2 separate regions of the Mus musculus genome follow, and region 2 is linked to region 1. A link is a loop called in an ENCODE intact Hi-C map of the cell type or tissue named here. Cell type or tissue: left cerebral cortex. All regions are shown on one strand. Links, peaks and the distances in the headings refer to the core of each region. The heading gives the core; the rest is flanking DNA.

Region 1 (5,383 bases), core at 314-5,313:
GGATTAAAACAAATCTTCTGTGTCGGGGCCACTGTCCAGACCCCCACTCCACTCCCAAGGAAAAGGATAAAAAGATTGGACCATAGAGAGAAAAGAACAAGTTAAAAGAGAGAGAGAGAGAGAGAGAGAGAGAGAGAGAGAGAGAGACGGACAGAGGCAGACACAGCCTTTCAAATCTATCAATCCTCATTCATTTGCTTCGGGGTTCATCCCTACAATTTCAACCAGTGTGGGAGGGGGGTTATAAAATACGCCTTCAGCAATCCGGAGGAAAAATATGGGGACAGGGAGGCTGCGCTGCAGCATTGTTCACTTCAATCCAGTTCAAACGTTCCCGTAACTATGGCTGGAAAAGATATCTAATCAGAAGAAAAAGAAAAGCCCCGCGGAAGGCAGAGGGATTTGAGAAAACTCTCCTGGTCTGTCAGAGAAAGAAGGGCTGTGCAGCTTTAAATCACAAGCCCTTCTCTCGCCTTTGTCAAATATCTTCTACTTTACAAGCCCTGAAAAGAAATAAAGAGGCTCTTTTGTTTGCTTTCCCCTTTTCGGAGGGTGACAGAAAATTGAAAGGGGCACAAATAAACCCGAAAGGAGAACAAACTGCCGGGAGGTGCGGGGCGCGCAGCAGCGCAGGGGCGCAGGGGCCGCGGGGCCCCTCGGTGCGGACGCCGGCCGCGGGTCACAGCGTCGGCGGTGCTGCCCGCTCCCTCAGCACCGCGCCCGAACCCCGGGCTCAGGCAGAAGTCGGGCGGCGGGGTGCCTCACGGGACGGAGAAGCGAGAGCGGCGCCCCTCAGCGGCCCGGCCGGCCGTCACTGCCGGCCGGGGTGGCTCGGGGACCCGGACGCGGACGCCGCGGAGCTCGTTGCAGACACCTTAAAGCAGCCTGAGTACGAGGGGCCGGCCGGCTAGCCGGCCGGCCGTCGGAGCCCCGAGCGGAGCGGTGGCCGAGCGGGGTTGAAGGGATCGCCACCACCCCACCTCGGACCGCGGGGCGCGGAGCAGCGCCAGAAGAAAGGACGCGAGCCGGGCAGTGCAGAGCGAGCGCCCCGGTCGGCATTGTCTGCGGCCCGCGCCCCCTCCCCCGCGCCGCACGCCCCAGCCCGAGCCCCGCGGCCACCCGCGCCTTTGTCCACGCCCGCCCCGCACACCCGCACTCAGCCTGCCGGACAGACGACCGGGACGCCGACACCCACCACCCCGCCACCGAGGGGCGCGTCCTTGCTGATTCATTTCCCACTCGCGCTAGCCCGTCCGGGGAGACGGGGGCGGGGACCAGCGGGAGGAAATGGGCGCTCCGCTCCGGGGACCGTCCGAGTCGCCCGCTGCTGCACCGCGCGCGCCCGACCCGAGGCGGCCCAGGGGATCGGAGGGGAGACCCTGCCCTCCCCCACCCCCGAGGGACAGGAGGACAGACCGAAGGACCGACGGCCCGCGGCAGCCCCGTGACTCACCGACTTGCAGGACGTTGTCTACGCAGCCACTCTCCAGCAGCGCGATACCCCGGCGGAAGGGCAGCCGCGTCTCGTCGCCGCCGTCCGCAGCGCTGGCCGCCCCCACCGACGGGGTCCCGGTGCCCGCGGCGACGGCGGCGGCGGCGGCTGAGGTGGCGGCCGGCGAGGATGAGGAGCCGCCGCGCCGCCGCGCCGCGCCCGTGCTGCCGCCCGCCGCCGCCGCCGCTGTCGTCGCCGGGGCCGCCCGCGGAGCCGCCGCCGGTGTTGAAGGACGAGTACATGCAGATCTCCCGCTCACTGCGGGGAAAGGACCAGTAGACGATGCGGCGCTGCACCGGCTCCGGGATGCGCTCGAAGCGCTCCTCCACGCGCTGGAACGGCCACTTCTCCGCCACCCTGCGCGCTGCGATGTCCAGCAGAGACTCGGGGCTTTGGGTCTTGCCCGGCGGCAGCAGCCCCAGTGCCGCGCCGCCCCCGCACGCCGCCGCCGCCGCCGCACCGCCCGCCCGCGGGCCGGGCCGACAGGCAGAGCTGTAGCCGCCACCCGCGCCGCCGCCGCTGCTGCCCCCACCACCGCCGCCGCCGCCGCCGCCGCCGCCCGGCCGGCAGCAGAGCCGTTTCGCGGGAGGAGGCTGCTGTCCGCGCTCCGCCATGACCGCGCCGCTTCTAACCCGACAGCGGAAGTGCCGGGACCCTATAAACGGCACAAGGAAGCGCGACACGCACACGCCGTGGCGACGCCACGCTGCCATCTAGGGCCCGCCGCTCCTTGTAGGGGCACGGGAGGTGTGGCCTAGGCCGTGACGACATCGCCGAGGAGGAGCGCCGATAGGGAGAACCTAGGGGAGGGGGCGGGGCCTATGCAAATCACTGGGCTGAAACATAAATAGAGCGCTCCGTGGACACGGGGGTGGCGGGGGCACCCGGGTTGGGTGCCCGGTGGGCTGTGAGAATGTCAGGCTGCTGTGACGCGGGAGGCGGGGCTCAGGCGGGGTTTCCGCGGGAGGGGTCGGGCCGTCTGCCAAGGGGAAGGGTGGGTGGGTCTCTGCGCCCCCTGTCTACTCAACTTAGCCCTCCAGCGCCCTGCCTCCTTTTGATGTCCGCCGAGCGTGGACGCTCCTCGTGGGTCGCCGCGGGGCGGGGAGGGGGGAGGGTTCCGGACTAAATGGAGGGCGGGCCGACTGCTCGATGCCCCACCCCCCAGTCAGCCGGCCCCGCGGGGAAAAGCCTCTGGGCGGAGGAGGCGCTTTCAAAACAAAGAAATGCTGCGTGAAGCCCCGGGGACGCGGCCGAGAGGAAGGCGGGGGAGGCGCGGCCCAGGCCGCCTGCTTTCCTTCCAACCCGGCGAAGCGAACTTCCCCCACCCTCGGCCGTGGCTGCGGCGCAGGGGGGAAAGGGAGGAGGGCTGAGCTCAGCCACTGTTTTCCACTTCACTTTTCGCCGACCCAGGTGGGGAAGGGGCGCGGCTGCCCCGCGTAACTGCAGCGCACCCAGCCCTGAGCCCCGGGTTCGCTCCGGCCCGGTGACACGCCAGGGAGCCGAGTCGATCGAGCGCCCGGACACGCGCAGCGCTCGGATGCTGCCCCGCAGCCGCTGGACGCGCGTCCCGAGCCGGCCGCGCCGCCCTGCCCCGCCCCGCCCTCGCACTCTTTCAGTCCTTCGGGCCAAGAAGCCGGCCCGCCCGGCTTCACCCCAGAGCCCCAGTCGCCCTCTGCCGCGACCTGCTGCAGACCCAGGGGGTCGGGCCGCTCACTTAGAGCGCACACACGGGCAGAGAGGATCGCGCAAACTCTCCAACGCGAGACGGTTGTCGCTCACGGCCGCCCGGTGGCGGACAACAGCCGCGGGCGCTCTGGAATCTGCGGCGGGGCTGAGACCTGGAGTCCTTGGCGCTCCGGACGCGCGCTGCGCTCCCTGCAGCATTGGCGGCGCCCGACCGGCGGGTCCTCCCCGCTGCAGGGCAGCAGGAGAGCGAGCAGCGCTGGGAGACGGTGCCCGGGCGCCAGCGGAGGCGGAGAAACGAGTCCCCGTCTGAACCGGGAACCCTGCGGACATTGTTCTTCGCACTCTGCAGAGCTTGGTTAGATCTCAGCCAAGCCGCAGGCTTAATGACCACGTTAGACACTCTGACTTCTTGCTCCACCTTCTGTTTTTACTGTAAACAGTGTTAGAGATACTGTCCTATTGTTGGAGATAAGCCCTAGCTCCTCTGACACTTTCGCATATTGGCTACTCCCCACTGCCTACCTGGTCTGAATTTAAAGCAACTACGCGCGTCGGCGTTGTAAAGAAAATTGCCCACTCAAAGCGAAGGCCGCCCGAGACATTGGACGTGATCCATGTCGGGCATCGGGAGCCCCAGGCTAGAAGTCCCTGGAGACAGGACGCTGGCAGACTTTCCATAGCTGCTTGTTAGGAAAATTTTGGTGACATGTTTTTGTATATTCATCCAGTATTTTTCTAGGCACCTCCTCGGTGCCTAGGAAAAAGCCGGACAGAAAACTGGAAGAGCTTTATGGGCAAGCGGAAGAGGAAGTCCCTTTCCTCCGGTTGTTTAATATCTATATCTCTTTAAGAAATAATTTTAAGAGACTTTAAAACTTAGAGTATCGGAGCAGAAAGAAGGGTGAGCCCTAGTCTGTCCTCAAAAAGTCACGACAAAAGCGTGTGCAGTACAGGTCGCTGAACATTTCCACCCGTGTACACGGGTCTCTGAATTAGAAAGTTAAAAAGGACAGAACTGATGTCCTCGGACAGAATTAATGACTCATTCAGGGTCAGATGCGGTGTTGGTGGGAGGGATTAATTTCCGTTACCGGAAAATACATACCTTTAGAGGGGGCTAACATTTAAAGAATTTGATATCGCAATGAACTAAAAGAGGCTGGATCTAAGACATGGACCTTCCCTGGAGGGATCCAGTCATTTTTTGTTAAGTTTTTTCTGGGAATGGAACATAGGCCCTCCAGCGTCAATGCTCTTGGGCTGAACTATACCCCCTAGCCCTGGGGCAATCCAGCTTCATTTTCTAATTCAAAGAAAGCCCAAGGCCACTGAAGATGATCTAACCCTACTTGATCTCCCTGGGGTCTCAAACACTGCCCACTCTTCTTTTGAGTGGTTCCCCCCATTCTTGGGTTTCTCTGGCATCCTGTTGTCTCTTCTGTTCTGGACTCTGTTTCTGTCTCTTCCTCTCTGCCTCATTTGTTTGTTGTTTCTCTTCCTCCAAACTTTAATGTGCCCTCATCCTACAGCCTATTATGATCGACTTTTGATGACACCCCGTGGAAAGTCAAACCCAAAAACCTTGGCTCATCTCTTCTCAGTGTCCAGATCACAGCGCTCACCATCAGAGTGCCTATTTCAAACTTAAAGTACTCCCTTTCCGCTGCATTTCTTGTCTCCCAGGGTGACCTATCAGGGTCCCCCATGCTGCAGCAGTCCCCCTTTGATAACTTCTTTGATGCAGCCCCCCCCCCCCCCCGCCCCCATTCACTTTCGGTGTTGACTATCCCAGCCCCTCTCACTGCTCACAGGTGTTTCTTTTTGCTGTGCAGGGCCTTGTTGCTGACTGGCGTGTCTGTGTAGCCTATCCTCTCCCCCCCCCCCCCCCCCCGCAAGTCCCTTGAAATGGCTCTTATGCTGCCTACTGGGAAGAGACCAGAGTGACTATGATCTGTCTCGACCAAACCCAACTTTCCAGCCTTGTCTTTGAAAATGCAACTGAATTTTTCCCCCCAGTTCCTCAACAGGAATGCTGTTATGTCCCAACAGGACATGCCTGCCCCACACATTTGCTCAATACATTCCTGAGGCCTGAAATCTCTCTCTCTCTCTTTCCTCTTGGAATTTGTTAAATTCCTCCCCTTCCTTCAAGGACTTGCTTTAAAGGCCACTTCCTCTGGAAAAACCCACCTTGGTGTGTGGCTT
Region 2 (5,383 bases), core at 207-5,206, 79 kb after region 1:
TTGTTTGAGACAGGGTCTCTACATAACACTAGCTGTCCTGGAATTCACTAGTATGACCGGGCTTCTTCACACTCACAGAGATCCACCCACCTCTGCCTCTCAAGCGTAGGATTAATGGCAGGGGCCCACCACACCCTGCTGATCTGGGGAAACTTTAAGGCATGACTGAAGTGGTTTTCTCAAGAGATGACCACATTTGTTGTAGCAACTATAACTTGAAACCAAGTCACTTTTTTTTTTCTCTCTCTTCTTTTAGCTTGAGGGTTTTTGGTCCTCACAGAGAGTTGTAAATTTTGGGTCCAAAATCTCTTGTGTGGGTTTCTCTGTAGTTACACATGTTCAGGAGAAAAAGCCAACTTCTACTAGGCACTGTCGTCAAAATAAAAGAGTTTGCACACTACCTTTCTGTGAGTGGGGGTGTAGCTAGGTCATCTGTACCCCGATATTATTGCCCTTTTCCTCTTAAACTTCACCTCAGTTGGGATCTGGGCATGGTTTCTTGTCTCTTTTACTACGTGTGCCCCCCTGAACGTGAGTTCAGTGCCAGCCAGGGCCATGAAGGAAAGGCCAGGGGTCTACCCATGCCTTCACGAAGAAGACGGCATTCGGAACCCTTTTACCTTTCAAGATTCTATGTTCACGTTTTTGCTTCTGACCCTTTACACATTCCTATCAACTCAATGATAACACATTTAAAACCAACTTCTGGTATTGTATTCAGAATTTTCCATTGTTTTCATTGGAGGGTGGTTAGACTGTGTGATTTGCCATCCTGAAGAAAATAGGAGTCCTGTTTTTGTATTGTTTTGTATGTTTGCTGTATTTCATATTTAAAAGGACACTAACTTGAAAACAAAGAGTTCTGGAAGGCAACAGACCCCATGACCACAGCCTGGGGTGGTGGGATTACTGGTGAGTATTCCTAACCCCACTATTCCATGCTTTAGATAGAAAAACTTCCAAGTTGGTAACTATCTTAGGGTTTTACTGCTGTGAACCATGACCAAGGCAACTCTTACAAGGACAACATTTACTTGGAGCTGGTTTACAGATTCAAAGGTTCAGTCCATTATCATCAAGGTGGGAACATGGCAGCATCCAGGCAAGCATGGTGCAGGAAGAGTTAAGAGTTCTACATCTTCATCTGAAGGCCACTAGGAGAAGCCTTGCTTCCAGGCAGCTAGGATGAGGGTATTACAACCCGTGCCCACAGTGGCACTCTGCCTCCAAGGCCATACCTACTCCAACAAGGTCACACCTCCAAACAGTGTCACTCCCTGGACAAAGCATATTCAAATTACCACAGTAATCACAGTGAGTCATCCTGACTGCTTCTTAAATAGCAAGCAGCTCAGGGTGACTCAAGAAGCCTCCACTCACCCTTGGGCATCCACACTCGGTCCCACTCCCTCTCTTCTCATTCCCCTGCATAAACAACAGTTCCATTTCATTTGAGATGACAAGTCATTCTTATTTTAATGAAGTAAATGTTGAGAAGAAGGAACCATACCCCCCAAGGCAGCCCAGTAACATGGTCAACACTTTATATTCTTAAATACAGAAAACCCACCACACAACCTTAAAAGAGAGACTATGGTCTTACTTGGAACTTCATCTGGAAGAGACGGAGACATATTTCCCCTTCAACAAGCAATGCAGAGTCGGGCAGAGACTACAGCTCAGTAGTGGAGCACCTGTCCATCACACATCATGGCAGAGACATGAAAATTTGATCCCAAGCACCAGCAGCAGCAGCAGCAGCAGCAACAGCAAAGTAGTAGCAATATAACCCAGTGAGTGATGTTCCTAGTAGGAAAAAAAAATCTTAGAAAAAGGAAACTTTAGTATTTCTTCACTAAATGATATACAATTTTAAAAAACCTGTCTTTTGAATTTAAGTACATAAAAACAACTGGAGTCTTTTGTGAACGATTCAAGTTCATATAGTGTTGGGCAGAGCTGCTTAGTCTGCTGTGAGTGTGACCATTATGGCACCCAAGCCTATCAACAGCTCCCAGCAAACCCCAAAGGGAGAGCATTTTGGATATCCCCATAGGGATAGTATTCACCATTCATACTACTGGTGAACCCAACTGGTGAATATGCTCACTCCACACTCACAAACAAGAACCTCCAAGTGCTGACTATGCGACAGACAGACAGACAGACAGACAGACAAACACTGCACCTCACTGCAACTCTTCAGGTACTGCTCTGTCCTTCCTCACAGCCGCCTAATATTTCATGACACGAAATAATGTGTATCTGAATGGCTTCTCTACTCACAGGCTCTTATGTTCCTATCTAGTTCTTGTTAGACAATGCTACATATGCATATATATGCATGTATACATATGTGCATACATAGCTTTCTTTACACAATCAAATTCAGTATTCTGGTCAAACAGTGACCCGATGGTGGACTATCTCAGAGAAAATCGCCTCCCTCCTGTGTGTTTAACCTATGGTGTCATACAGTTTAACTGTGGGATGGGCACATAGTCCCACCCACTCCAGAGAAAGGTTCCTTTTTAAATTCCTACATTTTTATCTTATATTTTTATAACTTTATATTATCAACATCATTAATGATAATTATCATTGCTATTTTCTTACTCTTAACTATAGGGATAGCTTGTTATTAGAAAAAAATATAATCACAAAATCCCAAACTCGCAAAACAAACAAGGGAGCAATTATTTACATTACAAAATTATTATTTGCTTTACAAAATGGTACTGATTTAAATCAAGAGCACCTTGACAATATTTGAACTATAACTAGATTTGGAAAAAAAAATCAATTTACAACAGAATTTTCCAGAATATATACAATACATATAGGGGAATATCCAGTTGGGCATAGCTTTATGAGTCTGGGGAGGCCATTTAATTTGTCACTGGGTCTTTTTGAGAGGCAAATTGGACACAGCACAAGGAAACCGGTGAAGGATTAACACAGCTGCAATTATGTGATTTTTGTTCTCTAAAATTCTTGCCTTATGATTATTATTATCAAAGTCTGTGCTTCAAAAGCAGGAGGCATATCCATTTCTCGTCTTTGCTTTTCAGGCTTCCTCCCTCGTGCCAGCCAGCAGAGTGGCATATGGCATAACATGAATAGACAGCCTCCTACCAGCCTATCTGCAGAACCAACAGTACATATCGAACCAAACCACACCTCATGTGAAAGACGCACAATTATCCTTTCCTCTCCGGTGTAGGAGAGTGGGAGGAGGTGGGGATGGAGGAGGGAGACTGCTTGATTGTTGGCAAGAGAGCTGAACGGAATGGGAAGCCTCACCAGGAGGTGGGGGAGGTGGTCTTCTTATTCATTGGCTCTAATTCCCTTGCCAGACTCATGAAATGACAGTGCTGTAGGGCTTAGGGGGGAAAAAATGAGGCAACTCTGGGGCAGTGGGCGGTGGAGAATGTATTAATGACAGCCTGCCTAGCCGTTGAGTGGCAGATGAAGCATGCAGATACACTCTCCCAACACTTAGCCAGCCCCGGTCCTAACACAGACTTCAAATCTTTTCTTCCAATCACTCATCTTTTCTGAGTCCCCTTCCAAAATATGCAATATGTCATTTAAAAATACTTTAGGTCTCTCTCTCTCTCTCTCTCTCTCTCTCTCTCTCTCTCTCTCTCTCTCTCAGAGGTGTCCACCACAGGAGCGTGAGAGGCAAGCTTGGCATTTTCCCAGCGTGTTCCGGAATCCCAGCCTGTGCTCTGACCATAATTAGCACGCTGCCTTCAGAATGCGAGCCTTGGGGGGAACAAGACAGGGAGTAGGTCCTCTGGCACCTCCCTGTTTGCTGTCCTCCCTCAACACCCCTTAAGAGAAGAAGGCAGCCACTAGGCATATTCTGGGCACCCCTAGAGGTGCTGCAGCTGGGGGCTTCTGCTGGTTTGTCAAGTCCTGAGTTTACAGCTTTTGGGGTAGAAAAGGCTCGATCCATCTATTTTTTTTTTTTAAATGAGGTCAGTGGGAAATGAAAATAATTACGTGGGAAAAAGGAGGAGGAAACCTGGCTTGGGAAGACCTGGGTTTACTTCAGCTTCGTCACGTGACCTTGGGCAGGCCTCAGTCTCCCTCTGAGGCAGTTTTCTCAGCTCTTTCTACATCAGCGATGTAGAAAGCAAAGCAGACATGTGATGGCCTGAGAGGTAAAATTGTATATGGACTCTGAAGAGACAAAGCCAAGGAAACAACAACAGTGGTCTTTAGGCCCCAAAGTGAAAGTAAACCCGTGGAATGATTTGGAGGTCAGAGGAGAGAACACTCTTGCCTGCTGATGCTATTAGGTAGCAGATTATCCCAAAACGTAATGAAGGAAACCAAAACAACCATTTTGATATTTTAAAATGCTTTTGTGGGCAAGAATTCAGGAAGGACTTGGCTGCTGCGTAGTCACATGGGTCTTCACATAGATGGTGGTAGTTGTGGAGGAAGATTGCCACCACCTGAAGGTTCAAATGGGTCTTTGGGCCATCCAAGTTGGGCTCTGAAGGGGGGCCGGTGGGATTGTGGTGGCTGGAAGGGGTAACTGGGTGAGGACCAGTAGACGCTCCTAAATGATTCCCTCTGGTCAGGCTTCTTAGGCGCTGACCAAGCCTCCTCCAGAGCAAGCATCTCTCAGAGAACACAGAGGAACCAGCCTCCAGGTCACAGGGTGTCATAGGTGTCACATCTTAGTCCTCAGCATCCCATCTTGACTTGAGAGGATATCAGACAGTGTGTGTGGGGCCATGTTTTTTCTTAGTATCTCCGAGCTAAATGTCTTCATAATGTATATAATTTATTCAGCTTTCTGCGACAAGAGGCTCCCTGAATAGTGTGCCTTGCTGCGTACTTAGGAAGTAAGGGTGCTTAAAGAGTCAGTGCACTTTTCAAGTAAATTATAAGGCTCGACATTGGAGTTAACTTTAACCTCCACAGCTGTTTGATGTAAATAAAGTCAGCTGCATCTCTCCTCCGTGCAGGGAAAAGGTAAAAGAACTGGAAAATAAATAAATAAATAAACAAATAAATAAAAACAAGAGACTCCAATTTCCAGGCTCCCAGGAGCCAAGGATCCAGGCTCTTGTGATGTGGGGCTGTGGGCCATGCAACCCAGAGAAAGACATCAACTCTCCATGAGTGCCTTGGGGCAGGGCCCGCTGCCTGGACCCCAGCTCTCCTGACACTGCCAGCTGCTGGCAAGCACCCCTCGGGCGCTCTTCCGTGCGTGGCTCTAATTTCAGTGATTATTTGTTTCCATCATGTGCAGCCGCCATCAGACTGGTTTTCGTTCCTGGGGATTAAGCAGTTTCTGAAGGTTGTTATCACTCTTTCAATGGAGCATGTCTTCAAACACCTTCCTGGATAATTACCATGGCCC

The links. A loop is a pair of places that touch in the nucleus more often than their neighbours do. Peaks named below come from ENCODE experiments on the same cell type or tissue, not always from the same donor. Only the 100,000 strongest peaks of a DNase experiment are listed, where the experiment ranks them.
Region 2: it touches region 1 in a loop (2.1-fold over the local background); 2 of 42 quality-filtered maps call a loop at or near these places.

The regions. Positions count from the first base shown.
Region 1 is chr13:107,887,944-107,893,326 of GRCm38, forward strand. It overlaps Zswim6 (zinc finger SWIM-type containing 6), which reads right to left and starts at 2,121. Exons shown (of 18, transcript NM_145456.3): 1 at 1,661-2,121; 2 at 1,651-1,659; 3 at 1,643-1,648; 4 at 1,638-1,640; 5 at 1,454-1,635. The coding sequence starts at 2,106. In left cerebral cortex, for the core only: CTCF peaks have their summits at 1,288, 2,549 and 3,275; DNase peaks (open chromatin) are centred at 351, 770, 1,301, 2,251 and 3 more places; H3K4me3 peaks cover 3,971 bases; H3K27ac peaks cover 3,329 bases.
Region 2 is chr13:107,966,869-107,972,251 of GRCm38, forward strand. No RefSeq gene overlaps it. Among named protein-coding and RNA genes, the nearest start is that of Gm41054, 12 kb to the right of the region's middle. In left cerebral cortex, for the core only: no CTCF peak of the experiment used is centred there; DNase peaks (open chromatin) are centred at 3,174 and 3,683.